Linked DNA regions of Homo sapiens: all the other regions are linked to region 3. A link is a contact called in ENCODE Hi-C data. All regions are on one chromosome and are shown on one strand. Each heading gives the region's core, a stretch centred on a gene start or an enhancer-like site at or near the end of the contact. The rest is flanking DNA. Distances are from core to core; before and after follow the strand shown. Region 1 holds the start of NSFL1C (NSFL1 cofactor). Region 2 holds the start of PSMF1 (proteasome inhibitor subunit 1). Region 3 holds the start of PCED1A (PC-esterase domain containing 1A).

Evidence for each region. Hi-C counts contacts between places; a loop is a spot of excess contacts on that map. Pooled maps may share reads with other maps.
Region 1: a loop to region 3 is called in a pooled map, with 28 times the contacts of the local background. The contact joins the promoter of NSFL1C here to the promoter of PCED1A in region 3. A Hi-C loop is called at or near these places in 10 of 50 pooled maps.
Region 2: a pooled map shows a loop between it and region 3 (23-fold over the local background). The contact joins the promoter of PSMF1 here to the promoter of PCED1A in region 3. A Hi-C loop is called at or near these places in 2 of 37 single-sample maps with no recorded cell type and 11 of 50 pooled maps.

The regions. Positions count from the first base shown.
Region 1 is chr20:1,464,482-1,468,533 of GRCh38, reverse strand. NSFL1C (NSFL1 cofactor) reads left to right here and starts at 1,685. Exons shown (of 9, transcript NM_016143.5): 1 at 1,685-1,814. The coding sequence starts at 1,710. RefSeq lists a silencer at 1,391-1,660 and an enhancer at 1,955-2,456.
Region 2 is chr20:1,116,742-1,120,622 of GRCh38, reverse strand. PSMF1 (proteasome inhibitor subunit 1) reads right to left here and starts at 2,021. Exons shown (of 7, transcript NM_006814.5): 1 at 1,721-2,021. The coding sequence starts at 1,849. LOC105372493 (a long non-coding RNA gene) reads left to right here and starts at 2,175. Exons shown (of 2, transcript NR_136535.1): 1 at 2,175-2,239; 2 at 2,635-2,771. RefSeq lists enhancers at 1,749-1,878, 1,919-2,108, 2,119-2,168, 2,179-2,228, 1,628-2,270.
Region 3 is chr20:2,839,302-2,843,134 of GRCh38, reverse strand. It overlaps PCED1A (PC-esterase domain containing 1A), which reads left to right and starts at 2,480. Exons shown (of 8, transcript NM_022760.6): 1 at 2,480-2,924; 2 at 3,202-3,346. The coding sequence starts at 3,223. It overlaps VPS16 (VPS16 core subunit of CORVET and HOPS complexes), which reads right to left and starts at 2,390. Exons shown (of 24, transcript NM_022575.4): 1 at 2,308-2,390. The coding sequence starts at 2,360. RefSeq lists enhancers at 1,582-2,113, 2,647-3,178.

The DNA of each region.
Region 1 (4,052 bases), core at 436-2,935, 1.4 Mb after region 3:
CTGGGTGGCCTTGCAATAGAAAGGAGAGTCTCACACCACAAAGAAAGGACCCTCCTCCCATGCCTCCTGCCAGGGCCTATTGTGGCTGCAACCATGCTCCTAATAACCTAACCCAAGCCCTAACTCGTTTGTCATATAAACTTAAAGGATTTCTTGCACAGTGTTAATAAGACACCGAATTTTCCAGGAAAGCAACTATTGTGTCAATTGAGGGAAGACTGGACTTTGTGCTGTTCATAACCTGATTAAGAGGGGTTTTGACTAAGCCTGGGCACCTTCTCAAGGTCTCCTTGAGAAAGGGACACCTGAACTGAGAGCTGAAGAATGAGCAGGGGCCGACAGAGGAAGAGGAAGGGAAGAGTGTCCCACGGTGGTGTTGGAAATTAAAGCTCGAAGTCTCAAGGAAAACCAGCACTGAAATAAAAGATTTTTCAGCAAAGCCAATTTACTTCTGCAGAAGGGTGCCACTCACACATCTGGTCTTCAGGAAAGCACACCGAACAAAAGAGAGAAGGGGTTTTTATCCCTAATGCGGTTAGTCGCTGCTTCTGTGTCCTGTTCCCATTGGCTGGGGCTGGACTGCGCAATCTAAGCTAATCCCGATTGGCTAGTTCAAATGGAGCAGAAATGTGGGCTACAGTGGTAGGGCAAGCGGTTTCGGCAGGAAGAAGAGTTTCCGCGGGAATGGCAATTGTAGCGAGGGTATCCAAGGGAACAGATGTGAGTTATAGATTAGGACCCGCGGGAAGGTTGTTTACCGTAACTAGGGGTAAGGAGGTACAAAGAACAAGGAAGTTAGGCTTTGAAAATAGAGAACAAAGAACAAGTAAGCTGAACAAGTAAGTTCCTCTTTGGAGAGGCAAGAGGGCAAAGAAGCTGAGGACCCAGAAGACAGGATTGTGCCTAAGAAAGTGGCCTTGGAGCAGAGGCCCAAAGAAAGCGGGGAGAGCGCCTTGCCCATCGGTAAGGGAAAGGTGCTCCAGGCACAGAAGCAGCTAATGCAACGGCCCTGAGGCAAATGCAAGATAACTGGCAAGTTCCAGGAACAGCAAGGAGGGCAAGGCGCCTGGAGCAGAGGAAGCTAGCGGATCCCTTGATGAGAGGGAGGAACTGGCCCATCTCTCATGGGTCCTGCAGGCAGGCCATGAGACTGTCTTTTATGCGGGGCGAGATAACGAGGCATGGACGTGTTGTGAGCGGAGGCCTAGCCTGTTCAAGGTCTGAATTTTTACCCCTAGAATGTAAGAAGCATGGGAGCAGGGACTTTGTTTTGCTCCCTGCCATATCCACAGCCCTAGAAAAACGTCGGGCCATTGATAGCTCTCAGTAAATGCTTGACAAGTAAGTGAATGAACGAATGCACAATTAATGAAATGAGGGCTGCGTCAATGAATAACTGGGAATCTGACTCCTGCAGGGAGCCTTCAGCCCACAGGTGTATGTAAGACCCGCCCCGCCTCTCATCCTTCGGGCTCCCACCCCCGCCGTTAGGCTGCGGTTCGCGCCGCGGTCGCCAGAGGGCGCGGAGCGGCGGGGCTTCCCGCACGGAGGGCTTTGCGTGAGGCACCGCGTGGGGCGGGGCTGCGGGCGGGCTCCCAGCTGCTGGGCCCTCATCGGCTGGGCCTCGTCGACCGGCAAGCGGAACGCGGCAGCGGGGCTGGGCCTGTGCGGCGGCCGCCGGAGCGCTTTGGAAGGCGCACGGGGCGAAGATGGCGGCGGAGCGACAGGAGGCGCTGAGGGAGTTCGTGGCGGTGACGGGCGCCGAGGAGGACCGGGCCCGCTTCTTTCTCGAGTCGGCCGGCTGGGACTTGCAGGTAGCGCCGCGCGGCGGGCTGTGTCGGGTGGGCCGGGGACTGCTGGGAGCGGGCGCCTGGTGCCTTAAGCCCGCGGCGGCCGAAGCGCACAGTCATCCCCGCTCTACCGCGGCCCGACCCAGGCCTCATGGTCCCGGGACCGCTTGTCACGCGTCGCCTGCTCGGCTTGGGAGTGGGGGAACGCGGGCCAGCCCCAGCCAGTTCTGCCGTGCCAGTTTCACCCTGCCTCGCCCGCTTGCGGCGTCAGCGAGACTTCGGGCGCTGCGGCAGCCGGCGAGGAGAGGGAGCGCCTGGGGGCGTGGCTGCCGCGCCGAGTATCTGCTGGAGGCCGGGCTGGTCCGAGTGAGCAGCTCTTGGGTGAAGCCCCACTCGGGACTAGGTGGCCGCTCATTTCCACTTCCGAAGTCCAGCCCGGGAGTTGACCGCCGCCCAGCCTTCCTAATTGCTGGGAGAATACCTCTGGGGTGGTGGCGCAAGGTTGGAGCTTCTTCACCTTGCGTAGTTAACTTATCTGTAAAATGGGAGTCTCGTGGAAATTGCTGTGTAGTTCATTGGCACGTACTGAGTATTCACTAAATACTTGCTAAGAAGACTTAAGCTTCACGAGGCAGGGATTTTTGTACACTGATGAATTCCCAGTGCCTGGAACAATGCCTGGCACATAATAAGCATTCGGTAATTAACTGTAGAAAGAATTGCATAAATATTCTTGGCCAGCTTCGTCTTAGGTAGATGATGACGGTGATGACTAATATTTATTGAGTACCTACCATGAGCCAAGCGCTGTTCTGACTGCTTTACATGTCTTTTGTCATTTAACCTTCGCATTTTGCAGCTGAGATTAAAGAGGTTAAGTAACTTGCTCAAGGCCTCACTAGCTACCAGGCAGAAGAGGTAGAAGTGGAACCCAGTTCTGTCTGATTGCAAGCAGACAGAGCCCAAGCTTTAAACCACCATGTGCCAAGCACTTTACATAATATGATTCGTTGGATCCTAGCAACACTATGAGGTAAAGACTAGACCCATTTTATGGATGAGGAATTGGAAGCACAGAGGGCAAAGAATTTGCTCAGGGTCACATAGCCAGTAAGTAGCGGGGTTGGAATTTGAACTGAGTCTGCTGCCAAACGTAAATTACTCCCCAAACATAAGAATTCGGTAAAGCATCACACCTAGATCACACCTAGACACAATGGGAAGCCCCTATGCTGGGCAGAAATAAAAAGTTTCTACCTGAAAGACCTAAAAGCACACAGTGTTGTGACCAACAGATCTTCTGTCTCGTTCCCCTCACATTGTAGTGGGGAAACTGAGGATCATGCATGTGACTTGCCTGGCAGGAACAGGACTTGAATGTAGGCTCCCTGAGAATGCCAGTTCACTACATGGCCTGAGACAGCACACTGCCTCCCAGCAGATTACTTTTATCCCTTGACAGCTCACTGTCTCCTGTGAAGTTGGTGACCCTGAGGACAGAGGCCATGTCTATTTCATCTCTGTGACCTCAATGCTTTCTTGTGTTTGTGCAAAGCAAGTGATTAGTGAATGCCTGTCCGTTGAGTTGGTGACAGAGATGTCACAAATGACCAAAGGATTCCCATATTCCTTCTGTATGTGTAAACCTAAGATGCGAGTATGCATAAATCTTAATGGATTATCTCATCCAGTGTGCAGGTTGGTGAGACAGGTACCCCCATTTCACAGATTAGGAAACAACTTGAAAGAAAGGAAAAGTAGCAACCTGGACTGACTCCACAGTTCCTGACTCCGGGCTGTACTGGAAGCGCTTAAGAGTGAGGGCCTAAGCACACTAGCAGGGATGGAACCTGGCTCCTCTCTTTACCAGTTGTGTAAACTTGAACAAATTTTTTTTTAATCCTCAGTGCTTCTGTATCAACTATAAAATGAGATGATAAGAGTACTAATAGCATAGAGTTCTTGAGGATTAAACAAATTAACGTATGTAGAATGCTCAGAACAACCTGGCATGTAAATGCTCACTAAATGTGTGCTACTTTTACTAGATCACGTTTCTTCATAAAATGAGAATAAAGAGTGTCTTCCACCCCAGCCATTCTTACTGCCTTCTTTTCACCTTAGTGGGTGGAATTTGTTTCAGTTGACACGAAGACTAACAGCTGAGCTGTTAACCTTCTGGTCTAATTTTCTTTGGCCCATGGATGCAAGCTACCTTGTAAGTGTTGGCCATGTCTGTATTCCTTTGTGCTCAAAGGAGAT
Region 2 (3,881 bases), core at 772-3,271, 1.7 Mb after region 3:
GTTGAAATAAAATGACTGGGGCAAGTGAAGAGCTGCTTAAGATTAAAAAGCTGGAGTAAGACAAGTGGGGAGACAAGATTTCTGTTAGGGGAACTATGCATTGAAAGAGGGGCCTGACGCTGAAATGGGGGTGCTGTCTCTACCTGGTCCCAAGGTCTGAAATGCTGGAAGACATTTGGAAGGTATGTGGAATGAAGAGCAGCACAAAGAGAAAGGTCAGGGACAGATGTGTTTGGGAAGGTGAAATGATTCCTGCTTCCAGGTATGTGTGTGTGAAAGGCTAGCTGTTCTTTTCCATCCTCATATCTAGTCTTAGAGCCCATTTGAGAGATGAAGTATGTGTGAGTTTGGAGGTGGGAATGGGGATCCTGAGTGTGTACCTGGGGTCCCAGTGAGATAATTGAGGTCTGGGGAAAAAAAGAGCCAGAAATCCCTGACGGTTCTTGTGTTCTGATTCCTGCTGGAGGGGGTAAAGTGTGAGAGGGGTATGGTGGTCTTGGTCTTTAGTTCTAAGAGACAGAGAGGAATAGGGACAGCAGTGAGGGGTGGGGGAAAGGGGATACTTGTCTAAGTGCTCAGAATGTACAAAGCAAGTTTGAAGAGAGGTCCCTAAAGCTATGTCAGGAGGGGAGAATTAAGACTCTATTTGAGAAGCTAAAAAAAATGATTAGAGGAGTTGAGAACTGAAGCAGTCAAAAAGGAGAGGAAGGGTGAAATCTCATGGCAAGATGCAATAGGTGGGGTGGTCTGTTTCCCATGGCTAGTCTTGGTTCTGAGAGTGAGAGAACAGTGACAGTGAGGGGCAGGCATGGAGGCAGGCCCACTTCTCCCAGGAAGCAGATGTCTAGGATGATGTGGATGTTGGGGATGAGGGTCACAGGGAAGAGACAGGAAAGAAAGAAGAATGCCAGAGCAAAGAATTAGTGAGGTGGGTTGGGTCCAGCAGTCCTAGAACTCTGTGGGGATGACAACGACGTCCCTAGCTGTAAGAGGTGGAGCCTGGGGATGGGAGAAGAGGGGCTGGCCCTATGGGGACAACTATGAGGAGAAAATCTTATATGACCCTCACACCCAGGGTGTATGTGTGTACGACTCTGGGGGTGATTGCTTCCTAGAGCTTGAGTTGGGGATGGCAGTAGCGAGTGGACTATGCTGGGCCCTTCAGTAAAGGGTGAAAGGCGTGTGAACTCTCTGGGCCCATGCTAACGGGTGAAAAAAGGGCCCTGGCCTGGGGCTGAGTAGGTCAAAGCTCACTCCTGTACCTGTGCTTGGATCCAGATGTTTGGTGGAGGCTCTACTGTGGTATGAGGGCGGAACTGAGTCAGTCCCCTCACCCCGAGGCTGGGTGGTAAGGAGTTCAGACGGGATCAGGTGGGTGAGAAGTGCTCTGGGGAGCTAAACTCCTGTCTAGATTCTTTGCCATTCTATGGAATGCTAGATCCACACAGTCCTGGCCTGAGAGGCTGCCAGGCTGTGTTGAAGCGAGTGTCCGCCCTTGAGTTTACAAATCATGTTGTGCCAGCTGTGCCGTGAGGGACTCTGGGCTGGGATGGGGCAGGTGAGCAACCTCCGACCCGCAGGTTTTACCAACGCTGCCATCTGCCCCAGACCCTGCACTGGGAGAAGCGGGGAAATCGGGCGCTCTGGACCAGGCCTCCGGTACTCTGAGTTTGGGCAGAAGACAGTTCCCTCCTCCACCCTGGCCGGCTCCGTGGCGTACCTGGTCACCGACACCCAAGCCGAAGTAACCGTGTGTCACCACTTCCCAATGCAAGAAGCAGACGAGCGCGTCCTGCCTGCAGGTGATGGCCGGCGCTGCCGATGCGAACAGTACCTCCAGGCCCGCCATGAGCGCCCGCGACTTCGGCGTCTGGAGGAAAGAAGGGGGCGGGGGTAGTGCAGTGAGCCGGCTCCGCGGCCGGGGTAGCTATAACTCTGCTTCCCTCTTGCGCTGGTTCTTGCCGAGTCCACACCTGAGACCAAAATGGAGACGCCCGGGGACGGGGCGGGGCGGGGAAGCCGGAAGTAGTCCCAACAGCGGGCGCAACTGCGTGAGGCGCGCCGGGTTGGCAACGCGAGCGCAGCACTGAAAGGTTCCGCCAGGGAGTGCGAGCGGGGCGTGGCCCCTCAAAGCCGGAAGCCGGGTCTTGGCGGCAGTCGACAGGATCGCCTGACGCGGGCACAGCGTCCTCCAAGAGGCCACCTTGCTGAGAGGCAGACTTCCCATCCACAAAATGGGGTATGCTAGGCCGGGGAAGGGGCTGGGAAATGTGGCTAAAATACATTCTTAATAATCGTTAACACGTTCGCCGTGCTTGCTACCGTCCACATTATTCTAAACGCTTTACTTGTATTCATTTATTTAATCTTCACAACCCAACTCTATGCAGTTGATATTAACGATTAATGTGCCTCATTGCACAGATGAGGAAACTGAGGCGCAGAGGGATAATTTGACCAAGATGACAACAGCCAGCCGGTGAACGGCTGAAATGGTTATGGGAACCTGGCAGTCTGGCTTCTAAGATAACATTTATTAAGTGTTTATTGTGTGCTACATCGTGCGCTAAAACCTTTACATCACCCTCTCAACAACTCTATGAAGTATGGACCGTTATTATCCCCATTTTGCAGATGACAAAACGGCTCAGAGTTGAAACCACTTCTCCAAGGAGACACAACTGCTGCCCGCAGAGCTGAAGCTCCTGACCCACTATCAAATTTCAATCATTTATTTGCCTACCCCCTTTATGATTTTTACCACCCGTTACTTCAACAAGTTTCATGAAATCCACTTATTGTTTTTACCCAAATAAATTTAGTTTCCCCATCCCAGTCACTAACCTGGTTCAAGCTCCTGTCATCTTTCACTTGGATGCCTGGCATCAGCCTCAGAACTGCCCCATTCCATTCCTGTCTCTCTCTAGTCTGTACTGCACTCCGCAACCAGAGAGATTCTGTTAGAAAACAAGTCAGATCGGCCAGGTGTGGCGGCTCATGCCTGTAATCCCAGCACTTTGTGAGGCCGAGGCAGGCGGATCACTTGAGGTCAGGAGTTTGAGACCAGCCTGGCCAACATGGTGAAACCCTGTCTCTACTAAAAATACAAAAATTAGCTGGGTGTGGTGGCGCACGCCTTTAGTCCCAGGTACTCGGGAGGCTGAGGCATGAGAATCAATCGAACCCGGGAGGTGGAGGTGGAGGTTGCAGTGAGCCAAGATCGCACCATTGCACTTCAGCCTGGGCAACAGAGCGATCTTCTGTCTCAAAAAAGAAAAAAAAAAAAAAAGAAAAGTCAGATCACATCCGTTGGCTCAAAATCGTCACACTCAATGGAAAAGTAAAGTCCTCCCCATGGTCTGCAGGAATCTGCATGTGGTCTGCCATCTCCTGCCCCAGCCCTGCCAGCCCTGTACCTCTCTGATTCAGTCTCCTTCAACTGTCCTCTCATCCCCTTTATACGTGCAATAACCTTGGCTCCCCCTCTTCTCTCACATCTACATCTGGTCCAACAGCAAAGCTAGTTGACTCCACTCTCAAAATATATTATGAATCTGACCACTTCCCATCACCTTCACTGCTTCCACTCTGGTCTGATCCTCCAGCATCTCACACTTAGACTATTGCAGTAGCTTCCCAGCCAGTTTCCCTGTTTCATGTGTTCTGTTTGGGCCTTTGCGTTCCTCTTCCTGGAATGCTCTTTTCCCAGATATCTGCATGTCTTGCTTCTTCATTTCAAGTGGCTTCATCCCTCACTCCTACCATCCTCAACAGAGGGCTTCCCAGACCATTCCATCCAAAATAACCTTCTCCCGTCTTTAATCCCTCTCTGGCTTTTTTTTTTTCCTGCAAAGCATTAATCATAACCTGAAACTATGTTA
Region 3 (3,833 bases), core at 1,231-3,730:
TCTAAGAGAGAATTATAAATAAACAACAAATGCAACAGGTCTCTAAAAACTGCCACAGGGCACTTGTCCATCTAGGAAGTATATCACATTAGGTACCAAAAATTACATTTAAAAGTTTTAATATGTCAGTGAGAATGGTATACAGTTTCATTAGCACAAACAAATGTCTTCTATTTAAGTAAGACCCCCATGCAATGTCTTTGTGATCTTTACTTGCAATCCATAACATATATCTATCTATCTATCGATAGATACATCTATCTATCTATCGATAGATACATCTATCTATCGATAGATACATCTATATGTCTATCTATAGATAGATACATCTATATGTCTATCTATAGATAGATACATCTATATGTCTATCTATAGATAGATACATCTATATGTATCTATAGATAGATACATCCATATGTCTATCTATATATAGATACATCTAGATGTATCTATATATATATAGATACATCTATATATCTATCTATATCTATCTATCTATAGATAGATATAGATAGATATATCTATATATAGACGGAGTCTCACTCTGTTGCCTGGACTAGAATGCAATGACGCTATCTTGGCTCACTGCAACCTCCGCCTCCCAGGTTCAAGCGATTCTCCTGCCTCAGCCTCCCAAGTAGCTGGGATTACAAGCACCTGCCATTATGCCTGGCTAATTTTTGTAGAGACAGGGTTTGACCATGTTGGTTAGGCTGGTCTCAAACTCCTGGCCTCAGGTGATTCACCCACCTTGGCCTCCCAAAGTGCTGGGATTACAGGCATGAGCCACTGCGCCTGGCCTAAAATAATATTTTTAATTTTTCAGAGGGAGTATGCTATGTTGCCCAGGCTGGAGTGCAGTGGTTATTCACAGGTTCTAACATCGGTCCCTACACCCTCAAACTTCTGGGCTCCAGTGATCCTCCTAACTCAGCCTCTCCAGTACCTGGGACTATAGGAACATGCCACAAAGCTCGGCCCAGTAAAATATTTTTAAAAAACTTTAATGGGCAATTATTACATAGCAAGCACTGTTCTAAATATGCACTGGTGATAAAGAGAAGCAAGAAACATGCTTTTGGCCGGGCTCAGTGGTTCACGCCTGTAATCCCAGTACTTTGGGAGGCCAAGGTGGATAGATTGCTTAAGGTCAGAAGTTCAAGACCAGCCTGGCCACCATGGTGAAACCTCACCTCTAGCAAAAAATACAAAAATTAGCCGGGCGTGGTGACAGGGGCCTGCAGTCTCAGCCACTCGGGAGGCTGAGGCAGGAGAATCCCTTGAACCCGGGAGGCGGAGGTTGCAGTGAGCCGAGTGCCCCTGCACTCCAGCCTGGGCAACAGAGGAAGACTCTGTCAAAAAAAAAAAAAATGCTTTCAGCCCTGAAGGAGCCTGGTTTAGCAGAAGAAACCTATACAAATGTCGCCTAAATATACAAATAGACCATACCTAAAAGACCCTAGCACTGGGCCCAGTGAGGCCCACAGGATTCTATTGGGGGAGAATCAGGCACAGTTCCAGAAAGAACCCTTGAACTACTAAGTCCTGAAGGATGCGCAAAATTCTTCAGTGAGATAAAGAGAGAAATGGCAGTATCCACAGAAACTGCAGACTGGTTAGGGCCTTGTAATTCTGCGCAGCTGGAACGCAAGATTTGGGTAGGAGAGCGGTAGATGAGGTTGGAGAGACAAACGGGCTGCCTTACAGATAGACGTTCCACGAGAAGTTCGTAGTTTTTCCTATTAGGGAAGCTATGGGAAAATCCTAATCTGGGTAACGATGTAACGGGTTTACACTTTAGAAAAATCCGTGGTTTAGGACTCTACAACTCCCATGGGCGGGCTGCCCTAACCCAGGGGTTCCCACTTCCGCTGTTCCGGGATTCACGGACGACTCGCCCCCTTTTCCCAGCCTTGGTCAGCACTGTTACCCCGCCCGCCGTGCGATCCCGCCCCCCTCGGAGCGCCCCTGTGGTCTGACTTCAGCAGCACTTTCCGGCAGGAGACTGGGCACTCGCTGTCACCCGCGAGCTGCCTCCCTCAGCGAGATCTGAGCATCTTTCCGGAGGCTAACAGACCTGGGCTTCGGGGTGACCACTGTGCTTGCCTCAGTTTCCTTTTCTGGAGCAGGGGAAGGCCCGGCTCCCTGCCCAAAGGCGGCTGTGCGCTAAGTGGCAGACGCTCGGGGAGAGCCGGCGCGGGGCGGACCCCAGCGCCAGTAGTGACAGGGGCGAACGCCGCCGGGAGACTCCAGCCGGCGGGCGAGCAGGGTAAGCCAGGCCGTGGGCGGGAGGGCGGGGCAGCTCACCGGTAAAAGGCAGAGTCCCCGAGTGGGTTCCAGTTCGCCGTGTAGCAGTCCATGGCTGGTGCAGACGGCAGCTGGGAAGCACCGAGGGGACACCCACCTAGAGCGGGCTCCAGGCCGGCACTTCCGCTTCCGCCCGTCCGGGTCACGTGGCGAGGCCGCCGCCGCGGCCATCACCACTGTGGGCAGCCTCACTTGGCTGCCGCCCCGAGACCCCAGCCCGTACCTGGGCTTCGCGCCCGCCAAGTGGGCCCAGCCCTGGCTCCTGCGCCCTGTGGCGGCCACCTCCATCGCCTTGCTTTCCCTTCGGGCACTGGGGGTCGCTCAGGGCGGGACATGGGTGAACGGAAGTGGAAGCTGTGAGCGTCGCAGCCCGAGGCGCCGAGGCCTGAGGCGCCGTCGGGGCCACAGCGACGCTCGCATGGAGAGCGCTGGGCGCTGGGCTGTGCACCGACGGCTAACCTGGACCCACGGTCTCTGCGGGGCGGGAGCTTTGCAGAACCGACTGGCCGACTGGGGCGCGGGAACATGAGGCTTGGCTAGGAGCCCGCTGCGGGCCAGGCGCGCGGTGCGCAGGCATACCCGGGTCGCGGGTGAACACCGCGGAGCCCCGGGACTTGGTAATTGGCGCGAGCGGGTGCGCGCATGCGCGGGACGGCGGCGGGCACGTGGCGAGGCGCAGGGCGGCGCCGCGCGGGAAGCTCCCCAGTGCCCTGGAGGCCTGCTGGCTGGACGACCCCCTGCCTCTGGTACCAAGTGTGACCAAGGCTGGCGCCACCATGGCTCTGCTGCCGTCACCTCCTCCCTTTAGCATTGAGCAGCCCCGGAGGGGCTAGCCCTGAGGCTGACCTGCCCAGAGTCCCCACCATCGCGCTGCTTAGTGGCCTCTCCCTGCAGCCTGTCGTTGCTGGTGGCGGCATGGTCTTCTGTCTGTCGAGCGAGGAGCCGCGCCGCCCGCTGCGAAGCGACATGGTCCACTTCCAGGCCTCGGAAGTCCAGCAGCTGCTACACAACAAGTTCGTGGTCATCTTGGGGGACTCCAGTGAGTGCCTCTTCTAGGGTGACGCTTCCAGTCCCACACCTTGCAGCCCGTTCAGTGTGTCTGGACCATTTGTTTCCATCTCACATCTCTTGTCTGTCTTCTGGTCTGTTCCGTCCAGTAGGTTTTCTCTTTTTATGTCCCACACATCTTCCACAGGAGTCCTGACAGGTGTAATAACCTGTGCACTTTTTAGCCCATCCTTGCTCAGCATTTCTCGCCCTGACAGCTCCCCATAATTTCCATCACGAAAGCGTTGCATTGTGTAGTGTGTCTCCTGGGTGACTTGGCCGACTTAATTTCTGCCAGGTGATCTTGGGTCACTGTATACTGCTGGCCAGGAGGCACACAGAACAGAGGCAATGCCAGGACTTTTTAACCTCATCTTTTCTCCTGCGTCTAAGTCAACCACAGAGCTGGTGTCGGGCACCTCAGCCCTGGGAAAATGGGGTCCTGGACTTGGAAGGAGCTGGGGCAGGCTGAGGTCTGC